Regions from separate parts of the Homo sapiens genome. Here region 2 is linked to region 1. The links are chromatin loops, found by intact Hi-C in ENCODE. Cell type or tissue: K562. All regions are shown on one strand. Links, peaks and the distances in the headings refer to the core of each region. The heading gives the core; the rest is flanking DNA.

What was found. A loop is a pair of places that touch in the nucleus more often than their neighbours do. Peaks named below come from ENCODE experiments on the same cell type or tissue, not always from the same donor. Only the 100,000 strongest peaks of a DNase experiment are listed, where the experiment ranks them.
Region 2: a loop joins it to region 1, with 2.2 times the contacts of the local background. A loop is called at or near these places in 12 of 110 quality-filtered maps.

Annotation. Positions count from the first base shown.
Region 1 is chr4:122,598,156-122,606,500 of GRCh38, forward strand. No RefSeq gene overlaps it. Among named protein-coding and RNA genes, the nearest start is that of IL21-AS1, 17 kb to the right of the region's middle. In K562, for the core only: a CTCF peak has its summit at 4,594; DNase peaks (open chromatin) are centred at 4,586 and 5,266; H3K4me3 peaks cover 504 bases.
Region 2 is chr4:122,658,473-122,666,817 of GRCh38, forward strand. All of the region lies in intron 10 of IL21-AS1 (IL21 antisense RNA 1), which reads left to right. Among named protein-coding and RNA genes, the nearest start is that of IL21, 42 kb to the left of the region's middle. In K562, for the core only: no CTCF peak of the experiment used is centred there; a DNase peak (open chromatin) is centred at 3,389.

The DNA.
Region 1 (8,345 bases), core at 240-8,239:
CAGCCTCCCGAGTAGCTGAGATTACAGGCACCCACACCATGCCCAGCTAATTTTTGTACTTTTAGTAGAGACGGGGTTTCACCATGCTGGCCAGACTGGTCTCGAACTCCTGACCTCAAGTGGTCCACCCGCCTCGGCCTCCCATAGTGCTGGGATTACAGGCGTGAGCCACCATGCCCGGCCTGGTATTCCTTTTTTAATCCTTTTGAGCTACTACTAGGATTATGATATAAATTTTTAATTCATCATAGTCTGTGTAGTGTTAATTTGTACCACTTCATGTTAAATTTAAGAATCCTAAACAATGTAATTTAATTTACCACTACTCCATCTTGTGTGCTGTTATTATAGATTTTTTATAATCTCCACAAGAAGATGTTATAATTTTAATTTTTGGCATTAAACAGTTACTTGTCTTTGAAGGAAATTAAGAGAAGAAAAATGATATCATTCAATATTTACCCATATATCAACTATTTCTATTATTCTTTATTTTTTCTTGTATATCTGAATTTCTTCTGAGATCAGATGCCATTGGGCATGGTCAGGGTGGTATGGCCATAGACAAATTTCTATCTGCTATTATTTCCTTTAGTTTGAAGGATTTCCTTTAATAGTTTTTGTAGGAAATCTATTCGCTTTTAAAACTTTTTTTGAAAATACATTTGTTTTGCCGAATTTTTGAAGGATATTTTTATTGAATATAGAATTTGGGGTTTAGTTTCTTTAAGGCATGCTAAGGATGTTTTTTCATTGTCATCTTTTTAAATGTTTTATTAATATCTCAAATTTGTTTTATCAGTTTTTTCATTTTCTTCTGTCTTTGTTTCTGATGAGAAGTCAGATATCATTCTCGTCATCTTTTTCCCGTAAATAAGGCATCTTTTTTTCTCTTCTGGATGCTTTAAATTTTTTTCAATTTTCCATTGGTTTTACCAGTTTAACTATGGTAGGCATCATCTTCTTTGCATTTATACTGCTTGAGATCCTCTAAGGTGCTTAGGTCCACATGTTAATGTTTTTTACCCAATTTGGAAAATTTTTGGCCACCATTTTTATAGATTTTTTCTGCTTCATTATCTCCCTTGTTTCCCTCTGGGACTCCAATTTCACATTTTAGACCAATTGATGTTATTCTATGTCCCCAAGGTTCTAACCACTCTTCAACTTTCATTCTCTGTGTTCTTCAAATGGGAATGTTCAAATATATGTGTACAAGTCCACTGACCCTTTATTCTGCTATATTCAACCAATTAAGTCCATCCAGTGGTTTTTTTACTTCTGATATTATACTCCTTGGTTTTATAATTACCACTGCTTTTATAATTTCTGTGTTTCCTAAGACTCTCATCTATTCACTCACTATAACCATTTTTCCTTTAAGCCCTTGAGCACATTTATAACAGTTGCTTTAAAGTTATTGTCTGCCAATACCAATCTTTGGATTATCCTGGGGTATGTTTCTCTTAAGTGCTTTCTATACTCATATTTTCCTATTTCTTTGTGTGCCTATTATTTTTTGTATACTGATGTTATGCATGATACATTGTAGAGACTGCAATCTGTTATCTTTCTCTAGAGATGATGCTATTTGTTGTAGTAGGCATTTAAATTACTGGCTCATCACTTGAATTTGTGGAGGCATGATTTCACATTTTTGTTAGGATATGTTTGTTTTTGTTTTGCTTTTAGTCTTAGGATTAATTCCTATATCTTGACTGCTAAGGACTAGCCTCTGTGAGGTTTCAATGGAAAGCCCAAGGTGTTTACCAAGTCTCTCTGACTTGATGGGAACTATATGCCAGCTCTATCTATACTGAAGTGAATACCAGCTGAAATCTCTGCTGAGCCTTTTAGATAGTGCTGTCCATTGGGCTCCTGAAGTCTCTCTTGTCCATGCACAGTTCAGGGACTGTTCAAGGATTTGAGGCAGTTTATAGGCAGGTTTAGAGGCTCCCTACTCCAACTTTCTCCCTCAATTTCCAGCTACTCTGCCACCCCAAACTGTGTTCTCTGATCCTGCAAATCAATACACTGAAAACTTCTGCTTGAGTTCTGGTTTCCCTACATCTCATGGATTGGAGAGAGCCCCCAAGGCAAAAGTCATCTAAATGTAGCTCTCACTCGTTATGATTTTCTTCTTTCAGTAATCAAACTCTCTTCACTTTTTGCCTACTTTTCACTGTTCTTGGTGGGTGAATTATAAATAGTGGCTTTTCATATTTTATTTGAGGCTTATCATTGTTATTTGTGGGATAGTTGGTCTAAACTACTTGACCATTACCAGAATCAGAGCTTTCCCATAGTATTTCTTTTAGAGATGGGTTTCGCTATGTTGCCCAGGCTGAACTTGAATTCCTGGGCTCAAGCAATCCTCCAGTCTTAGCCTCCTGAGTACCTGGGACTACAGGCGTCCACCACCACACCTAGATACCCATAGTAGTGAACATTCACCTATCACAGAGTGTACCACACTGTGCTGTAATTATGAATTTTAATTGTTATGTCTCCCCCACTAGACTCTAAATCCTTTCCAGCAAGATCTATTTTCTGTAGTAGATTCCAGACCAGAAAAAATATAGGATATTACACCAAATTCTGTATGTTTTAATATGTTACCAATCCGTGCTTGACAAAGTGATGTTTTCTGATTGTCAAAGGAACATAAACAGTACAAACAACTGTGGGATCTCAGAATGTTTTACTCAGTGTAACTCTTCTACATGATTAGGGACTTTTCTGCCATTTTCATGGTAATGTAGCCTTACTACAAAGCATGTATTCAGGGAGTGGACTCTGTATCTGGCTCTGTAACCTGCAAGAAGCCAGCCTACTACTGCTAAGACCTAATGCTCTAAGTTGACTAGTAGGCTTCATAAACTGACCGGGCTCATTTTACAAAGAGTGGGAAGGGGATTCTACATTCTTATTTTCTACAGTTGGTTAGCCAGAGAGGATACTCCTAGAGGGGGGTTACACCTTAATTTCATTTAACTAGGGGTTTGGTGAGGATCTGAATACCATCATTCTTTTATAAAAGTTGTGTGGAAGATAATTTAAAGTGTGGAATTGAGGAGTCTATGAATTCAGCACTCTTCAATTGTAAGTGACAGAAATACAATTGAAACAGGCTTAAATATAAAAGAGGATTTTTTTTTCTTTTTGGCTCACATAAATAGGTTAATGGTGAACCTTCAGGCACAATCTATCTCCCTTTCTCTTACTCGGCTTTTGTCTGGAGTCGGAAGGCATTCCCCAGAGAATGATAAAGATGGCCACTGGTACTCTAGCCCAAATCTCATCAGCTTAGCAACCCCAGTAAGAAAATAATATCTCTCTCTAAATAATTACAAGAAATAGTACAGAAAGTCTTCCCATTGCTCTAGCTTGTGTTATGTACTCACACCTGGAGCTGGGGATGGAGTGAGACCAACCCCAGTTGACCACATAGGCTGATAGTTGAGCAATGAGGGATTTGCAAAGAAAAAGAGGGATTCTGATAATGGAAGAAGGAGGATAGATGTTAGGCAGACAAAAACAAAGGGTTTTGGTTTTTTGTTGCTTTTCAACAGAGAAAAAGAAGTTACAACATTAAATGTAGAAGCAACAGAGGCTAGACTAGAAGTGAGCAGAATCAAGGGATAAAAGACACTAAATAACGCAGAAGTAGTTAAAACATTCAGACTATATTGAGGAAACATATATTACGCAGAAAATAATGATAAACTTTTGGAAGAAGGAAGTGTGATCAAAGGCAGCTGTAAAAGAAGATTTAATTTATGTGTTTAATTAAAATGCTGCAACCTCAAATCTTCTGTGGCAAACACTGGGAACATTTTTTTAAATGACTTCTTCAATTATTAAGAAACTGTGTATTAAAATACAGTTCAATGAGGCCAAGGTTGTAGAAAGGAGGTTCTCACATGGGCTATTTGTCATGAAAGAAATTCCCTAAGTGGGATGAGGTGGGAATTCAGCACAAGCTATTGTCACTACAGGCAAAATAAGTCTGAAAACAAGCTTCTACATTGTTGAATGTGTAAACACTTTATAAGACATTTTCCCATACCTTATTCCATTTTATCTTTGTGAACATTCTATGATCTTAGAGAGGCTGAATTATTACAGCTGTTTCACAGATGAGGAAATCTGCAGCATGTTTCTGGCTTCTTCACAAATGAAGGATAAAGCATAACAATTTCCCAGTTAAAGAACTAAAGAGAACCCCGACTAGATTAAGGTCACGTTACCAAGAGCCAGTGACCAGGCATTCTGCCAGTTTCAGGATCCTGCGAGCTCCCTTCTCTGCTGTTTCTGTGTGAGCAGGTCCATCCCGAAAGGTATGTCACAGCATGTTTCAAACAGTCCTGTTCTTCACACTTAAGTTCTGTGGGTCCAAGAAGAAATGATTTTCCTGGCCCTGAGGCTCCTTTTAGAACTGATTTAGGTAGCGGAAATCTTTGTAAAGTCCAGGATAGAAAAAGTTGAGAATTTTTTTTAGAATTTACATTGTTTGCTTTTCGCCGGGTACGGGGTGACAAGGTCCTGATGTTCTTAGAACTGGGTGTCTGTATGTATTTGCGTTGTTTCAATAGGTGGCAGCATGTCCTCTTCTTTAAAAGGTATCTTTTTAAAAGGACATAGTGAAAGCTTCTGTTGGGAAATGAAAAAGTGACAATAAGAGAGGCAAATAGGAAATGTTCCCTGTGACACACGGTACATATATTGCTCATAGTCACAACTCAAGTCATTTAACAGGTTTTGATCCATCAGTAATAACTTTAGAACAAAAGTTGTATCATGGCACTTCTACTTCAAACTATAATGCCACTTAGGTCTCTCCTCACTGGGGACTCAGTATATTGGAAAAGTTTTGGGTAAGCAATGTGAAGCACTTTCCCACACGCCATTTTGTCAATGATTCTGTTTCCATTTTGGCCGCACCCTTTCGTTGTCTACCTTCTTCAGTGTGAGCAGCTCCAATCTCTCTTCTCCCTTCAGGATGGATTTATTAATCAACAGGTGTAAATATTTTAATTCTATTCGCAATGGAGTTTCTCCCGAAGGGACCCTCCAAGGAATGTTTTGTTCTCACTGGGTCAAACAAGAAAGGGAGAGGCTTACTAGAAGCTTAGAACCTGACAACTGCCCTATGTTCCAATAATATTGAAAGAAGTTAGCCAGCTTGCTTTAGGCAGACAGTAAGGGAAGGGTCCCCTAGAATCTCTGACCCGTCCTACAAGTGTTTATACCAGATGTTTTGCGCAGATAAGGGAGCTTGCCTAAACATGCCTGCGGTGGAAAATTCCATTCCTTAACACAAGTGCAGTAAGGGAAACAAATCAATATGGAGCGGCTCAGTCTAAGGGCCCGAATGCGCACTGCAAGGAAGGGGTAGAGCCTCCAGGAATTCATGCCTTAAGCTGGGATATTTAACTGTGAAGGAGGCAACCGGATTTCAGGACCCCTCTCTTTGCTGAGAGCTTTCCTTTTGCTTAATAAATTCTACTCCGCTCACTCTCTTGGTTCGGTGCACCTAATTTTTCCTGGTTGTGAGAAAAGAAGCCAGACCTAGCTGAGCTAAGGAGCAAAAATCCTGCATTAATATAAATATCCCTATCTGGGAGAATTTATTCAGTTTGTGGCATGGAAGTGATGGCTGCCCTGGGGTAGGGGTTGGTTGGTCAGGAGGAAGTAGCAGGTCCTCTTGGTATGTAGGATGTAGGGTACACATCAGTAGTGTCATATTCTCTCACTTGAGCACTCGCTCTTCGTGCTGCAACTGTATTCATCTCCGTAAACTGGACTCCTTTAGGTTAAATGGGCTTAAAGATAAATTGTGACCAAAAAAAGAAATAATCTATATAAAATATATATAATAAATATATGTAATTATACATAATTTTACATGAACAAATATATCCTAACTTTCCTGAAACTCCCTCTATTATGACAATATAATTTATCTTTGCCTTAAGCCCTCCTATTTTAAAAATAAACTTTTTAAAGGAAAAAAATGCACTCCACCTGCCCAGATCTCCTTGGATTCTTTTTATCAGCTCTGTATGCTCATCCCCCAATCTTCTGCATGCTTTGATACCAGCTTGTGTTTGGGACACTCAGAGGATTGCCCTCTCTTTATTATGCAATTGGTATGCACTGGAGCAGCCTCTTCAGAATTCTGAAGCTTGGTAGAGGTGAGTGGCTAGTGTGGGAGGACAAAAAGCCCAGCCCCTTTGCCTCCAAGCACAGCTGACAACTCCGCAGGGTAATTTATGCCCTGAGGATCCCACAGGATCAGGCTGAACCTGGGGAGTCACCTAAAATCATGCCCTGGCTTGGCTTTCCCCTTCCCTATCCTGCTTTTCTCACTCAATTACTGATTTATCTGGGAGCGTCTCCTTAGTAAATCACAGGCACCTGAATCCTTAACTCATCACCTACTTACCTATGATGTGTGAGGAACGTAGGGCTGGGCAACATGGTGAAACCCCGTCTCTACTAAAAATACAAAAATTAGCTCCACATGGTGGCACTCATCTGTAGTCCCAGCTTCTTGGGAGACTGAGGCAGGAGAATCACTTGAACATGGGAGGTGTAGGTTGCAGTGAGCTGAGATCACATCACTGTACTCCAGCCTAGGTGATGGAGCAAGACCATGTCTCAAGAAAAAAAAAAAAAAAAAAAAAAGATTATAGGGGAAAGAACACATATACATATACACACACACAAACACACACAAAAAAACCCTTTCCTCCCCAAACTGACCACTTCTCGGCCATCTCTCACCAGGAAGATGGTGACGTGATCAGCACTAGTTTTAAAAAAATCTTAAAGTTGTTCTTGTTGACTGAAGTACCACAACTTAGAATCCTGTGGCAACTTCTGGGCTTTTACCTCACTCTCTTCCCAGTTATCACCTAGCCAATTGTTTTCCCTCTCCATAGCCTTCTCCAGCTTCTGCTGTGTGTCATTTATCAGATAGAACTTTTTAAAAAACACTTTTCCATCATTTATTTTCAATTTTTTATTGAAATATAACATACATAGAGAAAAAAATGGTATTAATCATAAGTATACAACTCAACAAATACCATCTTATAGGTCAAGAAATACAACATTACTAGTACCCCAGAAGCACCCGTTTATACTCTCTCTCAACTTATTGATGTGTTCAATTCCATTATATGATTGTTCCACAGTATTTCATTTTGAGAGAAGGTAGAACTCTTTTAGAGACTCATAAATGAACGTATAGATGCTTCGAATTTTCTATTTTTGTAAAGGGGGAGGAGATATAATATGGAAGGGTGTTCGTTGTATGATTGGATATTTTATTTGCCAGAAGAATTCTAGACAATACAAACCCAGAAGTTTTCTATAGAAAAATATTTTTGCTAAAATTTTAATGATAAGTGGAAGAACGTTTCCATTTTTATCTTTCAAGTTTCATACTGCTGAAGTCCAGTTTCAAAAATAAAGAAGAGGTGTGGTTACATCTGATAAGAGAATGGGGGAATATTTGCAGAAGATACAAGATAGATAATAGGAAGAAGTTATAAGGGAAAAAATCAATAGCACACAAATTGCATAATAAATAGAAGGCAAATTGTGTGTTAGGAATGAAAACGCTGTGGGAGACCTTCATTGCAGAACCCACCAATTCTTTCTGCAAATATTTAATGAGTTTTTTCAATGTTCAGGACATTGGTCTAATAGCCAGACATACAGCAGTGAATAAAAAAGACAAAAATTCCTGTCCACATGGAACTTATATTCTAGTGGAAGACAGAGACTATAAACACGTAAATGGTTAAAATATATGTGTCCAGGGTGGTAAGTGCTATGAAGAAAAATAAAGCAGAGGTATTTGGGCAATTTAAAGTAAGGTGGTAGTGAGGCAAGACCTGGTGGAGAAGATGATATTTGAGTAAAGTCATAAAGGAGGTGAGGGAATGGGCCACATGGACATTTGGCAGGAGAGCATCCAAACAGAGGAAATAAAAAGTGCAAATGCCTTAGGAGAGAGTGTTCCTGTAATGCTGGAGAACAGAAAGAGCGCCAATGTGGCTGGAGTCAAGTAAAAAGAGTGAAAACAAGGTTAGAGAGGCTGGAGGTGGAAGAGATGTGACCAAGTAACCCTTGTAGGACTCAGGTTTTACTCTGAATTATATGGGAAGTGTTGGAAGATTTTGAGCTGAGAGGTGGCATACTCTGATTGGTTTTTAAAGGGACCATTCAAGTTGTTTTGTTGCAGATAGATTTTGGTGAGGGGCAAGGACAAAAGCAGGAAAACTATTTGGGAAGGTGACCTGGTTTGAATCTGTGTCTGCACCAAATCTCAT
Region 2 (8,345 bases), core at 276-8,275, 60 kb after region 1:
AGTTAACGATAGATTGCCAGGCTTAAGAGGTCATATTTAATCCAGAAAAGTCCCATTTGGAAACCAATTATGGGTTTTAGATGGGCAACTGACATCATGAAAATCTACTAGTCATTATGAAAAGAAATCTGATTAGATCATAGCACTTGATATAGAGTGGCTTTCCTTAAATTGCTGAACTTGTAAAATCTAAATGTTCCATTAAAAAATCTTCCAAATATGTTAGTTATCTGAATTCTCTATTCATTCCAAGGAAAAAGAAAGAGGTTCACATGGTAATGAAGAAAAAATGAAGGTATACGAAGAATCAATTTGTTGAAAGAGCGCCCAATTTCTCTTCTGTCTTTTATTTGATTCTTTTTAATTAAGAATAAATATGTAGGTAAGACATGAGTCAGAGCAAACTCAGAAAGTACCTAGAAGCTTTCAGTATTTGAGGCATGCTAGCTAGTTTCATGTGGGTGAAGTTTGGTTTTCAGGAAGACAAATTGAAAACAGAACTTGTTTGTTTAGATTTTGCCATTCTCTAGGTGACTTACAAGGATGTTCAATGAATTATAAGAAGAAAGAATTTCTTCTTGGCAACTGCTATAAAGAGCCTTGTTTGGAGAGAATATGGTCCCAGAGCAGACCTTGAGCACATGACAGTTGTTCTTGGGACCAGGTCTGGGGAGACCACGTCTTAGCTGAAATAAACACAAGCAGAAGTTCAGTCCAGTCCTCAAACCAGGTTTTCAATAAATGTCTGTGTCACCCCTTTAAGAAACAGGAGAGCTGTGAAACACTCCAGAGAAATGCTGTTAGATGATGTGCTTGACTCTCCTTCAACTCCAAGAAGCTCTTGGGAGGCGCCATTTTTTTTTTTTTTTTTTAGAAAAAGATTACATTTTAGAAGAAGAATAACTGTTATTTACTACATTATTAATTTACACAAATGAAATAGTCTACTATTAAATAACCACATGACTGTACAACGCACAAGTCTTTTCTGGGTTTCAGGTGTCAGTTTTCTTCTCTGTAAAATATGAGGATTAGATTTCAGGGCTTCTTCCTCATCTAAAATGATAAAATCCAACTCAAAGACCTTCTTCTTTCTGGTGAAGTAACATGAAGCTTGAAGTCACTTTATCACATTGTTCTACATCTCTATTACTCTTTTTTTTTTTTTTTTTTGACAGAGTCTCGCTCTGTTGCCCAGGCTGGAGTACAGTGGCACGATCTTGGCTCACTGCAAGCTCTGCCTTCTGGGTTCACACCATTCTCCTGCCTCAGCCTCCCAAGTAGCTGGGACTACAGGCGCCCGCCACCACACCTGGCTAATTTTTGTATTTTTAGTAGAGACAGGGTTTCACCACGTCAGCCAGGATGGTCTCAATCTCCTGACCTCGTGATCCGCCTGCCTTGGCCTCCCAGAGTGCTGGGATTAACTCAAGACACAGTAGTTGGCATTGACTCTCTGATGAAGTTCCAGATGGGAGAGTTAGTACATTTGTGTATATAGAGAGAGCAGAAGTTACAGGGATATGGATTTTGACTCCATTTAAGGAAGAACTCTGAAATACAAAGCTTTGGCGCAGTGAACCACCGTGCCCGGCCTCTATTACTCTTAATGTATAGGAAAACACTAGCAGACCATTGAGTAGGTACTGAGGGAAGAATCCTGCATTCAGCACAATAACACATCAGTGGGAGCCTCGAGCCTAAAGCTACTTCCCTCCCACCCCAAAGACAGCAAAGGACAGGAGCTGGTCTTCGTATCTTTATGCTTCTTAGAAACACCTGTGTTTTAATTGTGGCTCTACAATAGAGTGTTTGGACATGGGCACTTTCTAGTTTGGCAGTAGTTTATTTGCTATGTATCCTTATTCCTTATTCCAATTCAGTGTTTTTACATGGGTTCTACTTTTCTCTCAAGAAGGTGATTTTTTTCTAAAGCAGGACCATATCCTAAATAGAGCAATTTTATACGCAGTGTCCAGGACACAGTATTTGATTATAAAATGATAATGATGAGAGCTTAAAAAATTCAAACTATAGAGCTGGTAGAGATTTTAGAGCAGCACTGTCTAATATGGTAGCCACTAGCCACGTGTAGCTATTTAAATTAATTAGAATTAAATTAAATTAAAAAATCAGTTCCTCAGTCATACAAGTGCTCAATAAGCACAGGTAGTCAGTGACTACCATTTTGGACCTCACAGATACGGAACATTTCCATCACTGCAGAAAGTTATATAGTACAATGCTGCCTTAGCGATCAACGAGACACAAAATCATATTTGTAAAAGATGTCAGGGAACTTGGAATCCACTTAATACATTCTTATATCCAGGACATTTCAAATATTTTCAGTATCAAATAATATATCACCTTACAAAGTGGCCATTCCACCTTAGGAAAGCTTTGTATTTGAGAGTTCTTCCTTAAATGGAGTCAAAATCCATATCCCTGTAGCTTCTGCTCTCTCCATATACACAAGTATACTAACTCTCCCACTTGGAACTTCATCAGAGAGTCAATGCCAACTACTGTGTCTTGAGTTAATTCCTCTTTCCCAGTGAACCCGTGCCACAGATGAGGAGGCTGAGGCTGGAGTTAGCAGTCCTCCCTGGAGACTCCATGACAGAACTAAGACTGTTGATGTATTCCGGTCTAGCTGAACTGCTTTCAAGTCTAGAAACTAATTCATTAAAGAATGTGTGTGCATAAATTTGTAGAGTTTAAGTTCTTAGTCTTTTATCTTTTTTCCATTTTGTTGTTGCTGTTGTTGTTTTGTCATTGCTTTATTCTCTTTTTGCGCTGCATACTTCCTAAGAGACTGTAAGCTATTCCTTCCCCAGAAAAGCAAAGATTACTCAGGCTCTGCATGAGTGTTTCAGAATATAAAGCAATTGCCCTCATCCACACCCCAAATAACCCCAGATGCCAAGCATAGAAATCACCAAATGGCTTGCTTCAGTTTGACAGTTCAAAAGCAGTTTAAGGGTAAAAGAGGAAACCAGAAGCATTAAAGATCAATGATGTACTTCCACATGGTGTCTAGAAGAGAGGATGCCTTTGATAACGTATCATAAAGAAAGGGCATCTACCTCTCCAAAGTGGAGACTCTGCAGGTGAGATACTGTGTTAAGTGCCAATTGCAGCTTTGGATCTGTTCAACAAATGCACATTGAAGTGTGGAGTCTGTGCTGGGGCAACAAAGATGATTGAAACATTGTGTTTACCCTCTAGTCACTGGCAGGGAGGCCAAGTGGAGACAATAAACAGTCAATTACCACCATAGATGACTTCACTGGTCACTCCAATGGGTTTGTTTTCAAAGGAACCAGCAGGTCAGTCTTGGAAGTCAAACAGTTACAGGCTGTTGCTGTAACAGCAAAGCAACTCCTACGTGTCACTAGATAAGGGGAACTACAGATCAAGCTTCCTAGGGAAGAAGGTTCTCTGACCAAATCAGCCTGGGCCCAGAAAGTAAGTTGGCACTGTGTGAACAGCTAGCTATATGCTTTACCCACAAAAAAACTGGTACCCGATCCAGTATATTAACTTTGGCATATAATCAGAAATAATGCTACCATCTGTGCAGAACTATCTCTTCCTTTTACACAATCACCAGCCTCCACCAGCAACCATTCCCCTCAATATCCAGTACAGTGCTAGGTTCATGGTTGCACATACACACACACCACATAGATAGGATTTTATATAGAATTATTGTATATATATGTATATATACACACATATATAGGTATGATTTTGTTACATGTTTTATATGTTAATGATCATAATTTATACATAAATGTATATTTACATAAGGCACATACATTTACACTTATAAATACTTGTAATATTTTTATGTAACCCATATGTATGTATATGTATGCACACATATACACTGAAAACATTTCTAGAAGGATATAGAAGAAAGTTTTCATGGTGGTTACCTTAGCAGGGTAAGAATGGGGTTCTTGAGGTTAGAATAGGAAGATTACATTTGTATATTATTTTGTAGCCTTTTACATAGTTTAATTTTTTACACTGTCTATTACTTTTAAAACAACAAAACATTTTATTAATATTTGGTTATAACAAGGATACCATCATCTATCTTCACACTCCAAAGTGAGTTTTAACATGCAATTAGGCTGGGTTTATCAGGGTGGCTTACCTTAGACTATTTAAGTTAAGATTTCTTCTACATCTGATGACCTAAGTTAGCCCGAAATAAGATTAAATGAGGTGATATATGTGCCTATGTGACAGTGCTTTGCAAACTATAAATTCCTACATGTAGGTCTGTAACCTAGCTTGTTGGAGTGTGCCCAGAACCCAACTTGATGAAATCATCTAGGTCCTGGTCCTCTTCCCTAGACTATTTTTGGAAGGAAGTAAGAGGACACTACCACAGGCTAAGGTAGGAGAGGGGAGGGTAGGAAGCCTCCAGAAGTGCTACTGTAACATGAGTCTCCTTGTGGAGGAACGCTTCTCTCCTGTGTGATGCCTGAGCTGCCAGACCTTCCCCCTATTCTTAGCTGATGAGTGAAGACCTCTGCTGGGACAACGAAGTATCATGCTAGGGAATTTCATACAAATATGGTGAATTCATTGTCTCTTTGTTTAAAGGCTGAGCCACCTCCCACTCTACTTTTTCACTCCCCTTTATTGACTCTCTGGAATCCTCTTGTTTAATTTATTAATTGAACCAACACTTATTGAGTCTCTCCTCAATAAGTCCTGTCATGTCCTGGGGAGATGAGATGAATATGATATAGTCCTAGTCATTGAGATATTCACTGTTAATAGTGGATAAGGACATGGAAATTTTTTTTTAAATGCAATTCAGTCCATTGACTATTATAGCAAAAACATGCACAGAGAACTGTGACAGTGACTATGCAAAGGAAAGAAGAAGGGACATTGAAGAATGGGTAGGAGTTTGCCAGGCAGGAATTTTGAACAGACAGAGCAGCGCAGGCAAATGCAGAGAGGCTTGAAAATGCATGAGAGATTCAGGAGAAAGGGAATATAGTTGAGTTTGGCTGAAATACAGAATGGAGACAAAGTGACAGAGACAAATCTAAAAAGGCTAGACAGGGTCAGGTTGTAAATGGCATTGTGTATTGTGCTAAGGAGTTTGGACTCTGCCCAGTTGTCACTAAGATGGAAGGGAGTTCACTTGATTTTGCATCTTTTGTGAAGAAAAACTTACAAGCTACACAGTTATTTACTTTGAACTGGCTAATAATTTATTCATAAGAACTTTTTTACTTATTTATTTCATTAAAAATTGGAATTTGCCATTTATACACTTTCTGTTTTTCTCCATTTATTGTATGTGTATGTGTGTGTCACATACATATGTGTGTATGTGTGTGTCACATACATATGTGTGTATGTGTGTGTCACATACATGTGTATATGTGTGTGTCACATACATGTGTATATGTGTGTGTGTGATATACACATGTACGTATCTTAATATCGTCTATTTCCTTTTCTTGTTACATTTCCTGTGTGCTGAGCTGGGGTATTTATTCTTCTGAATGATGCAATGGGTTACCAAGATAATATATCAGGAAGGAAATCTTTCAAGATATAAGGACATTGACACTACCTTTTGTTTCAGTTTGATTAAACAGATGGAATTCCACGCAAGTGGAAAGTTGTGAAGGCGGACCCTATAGTATATACAACATCAGTGAACAAAAGCAGTGGGAAGTCACTGAAAGGAAAGGCAGCAGAACGGTTTCTAGCATCTCACTCTTTACCACGGCACTCTGCTGCTTTAGGACTTATTGTTCAAAATCCAGGTTTTATATCAATAACAAAAAGTGATGTTTTTACTTGTGAAATGCTAAAACTCCTAACCATCAGAGAAAGGAGTGGGTGATTGCCTGGAAAACGACTCATACATTCCTCGAACATTTTTCTCAAAAAGTAATTATTTTGTGAACATGTAGAGGGCACTGGCAACTACAGTAAATGTGGGAGTGTTTTCTGAATAAAAACTGAAATTTTTGATAAGGATTATTCTTCATTTTGTATATAGATGCTTTGGAGATGTCAAAAATCAACCAGAATTTTGAGCGTAGTATTTTAGAAAGTTTGGCATGACCTAATTTTAGTTAACTGGAAATATTCCTAATTAAAGATGAATATATTTGATGTGACAGAATGCCTTTAAGGATTTTAATGTTACAAGAATTAGTTCTAATTCTTTGTGTAATTAATATTACAAGAATTAGAACTAATTCTTGTAACATTGAAATGAGAATTAATGAAAAATAGTAATACGAAGATCCAAATTTAACTAGCTTCTTCATTTTTAAAAAGAATATAAGTCTTACTAATTTAACTATAACCTAATTTTTTCTCCTTAGTTGCATTTTTACAGTACACCAAGTTGGAGAAATTATCAATACTACCGTAAATATTTTAATGTTATATTAAGTTTAGATACGTTGTTTAAAAGCAGAAAAAACTTAGTCCAATATAGTGAACAGGAAATATGCTTAACGTTAGTGCTGTATGAGTTATGATCCATCTGTAAATAAAACAGTGAAGGAAGAAGCATATGTTTTAGAAAAGTATCCATCATCCAGTAAAACAAGAAATTTTGAATCTTGGCATTTGACATTTGTACCATATTGTACACTTGATTTCCCTTTGTTTCTCCTATTTGGTGGCACAGGTGGTTTGCAGCCATGAAACATGCCAATTGCTTAGCTATGTGCCATCACCGAATTCACCAGCACCCTGAGAAATAGCAGGCTACTCAGCAACAGTTAACAAACACCACGAGGAAAACACTTCAAAAAATGTAGGTCAGTGCCCACAAGAGGACAGTTTTACTGCAAAGTACCATGTCAAATAGTAATTACTTGCATATAGAGGAATGCTTAGGAAATAATGCTGTCAAGAAAGAGAAGGCGCAGAAAGGAGCTTACACAATCAAAATACCGTGTGGAGGAAAATACAGGGAGTTGGAGGACTGATTGCCCTGGGTTTCCATCCCAGTTTTAGACCCAGCTAGGAAAAGTCACTTAAGCTCTCTGTACCTCTGTCTTCTCAAATAGAAAATGGGAGGAAGGATACACCTAAGACCATTACAAAGTATAAAATAAGCTCAGTGCCTGGACTGTGGCGGGACTTGTTAGTTCCTCTTCCTAGTATTTCTGCTTAACACAAATTAATGAATACATGTATGCTGATTTGATGCTTTAACATAATCACCTACTCATTTACAAGAGCACCCATGACTTACTCAGGCCTCCCACACCCAGTGGACATGGGCCTGTGGGGTAGCATTAGCCCCCTCCAGGCAGCTCTAGAAACCTCACATCTCTAGGCTTCCCTGGCCCACCCCTGTCATGATAATTCAGATGAATTATCTGAGCTACATCAGTTTATGATTATGTTCTGCTCATCCAGAGAACACCAAGTGTTTTTAAGTACTTTCTAGAGTAACTCAGAAATAATTCAGAGTCTGCCTTTTCTATGGGCTTTCATTTCTCACACCTCCTTCTCCCATTTGAAAATTATAATAGTAACAGTAAACACAATGACAGTTGTCATTTAGTGAAGGCCTGCTACATACCAAGCACTGTGCTAAGTCCTTTAGGTACATTATCCTTCAGACAATTCAGAGAGGTATGTATTTTTATCCACACATGCACTCCTTGATAGCAAGAACCATCCCTTTCAAGGCAATCTTCCTGAAAGAGCTGGAATTTCCTTAGAAGCAAGTTTCCTGGATATTCTGGTTTTGCAGGCCAGAGGTGCCCCCATCTGCAGGGATCTCTTACACCTTCTGCCATTAGAAAGAACACTTGACACCCAGGCCATGTGGTGAGTTCTCATCCTGCTCAGCCATGCTCTATGGCTATACTTTCTAGGCCCCTCCTTCAAGCCTAGGTTGGAGGAAAAACTCTGTTGACCCAATTCTAGACCTTCCTGTCAACCCAGGGGGGTCACCTGGTTCTTTTTAGCCCAGAGCTCCTGGGCAAGACCCTTGCAATGTCCTCTTGACTCTCTCACCTCCTCCCACTATGCATTTTTGCTACATGTTACACTATTGATTCTACTAAATCACACCAAGGCAGATGAATCCCTCTCTGCAGCAAGCCCTCTAATGTAAAATAATCTCTCATGCCCATAATAAAATTCTGATATTATAGATAAGATGATGACTGAGATTCAAAGATAAATAGCTTTGCCTAAGATGACCCAGGTAATTACAGCCAGCACTAGAACACAGACTTCAAATTCAGGGCTTTTTATACCATGCTATTCTGTTTCCTGATCTTGTCCACTCAATATATTTCCAGGAATTTCAGAAATCAGAC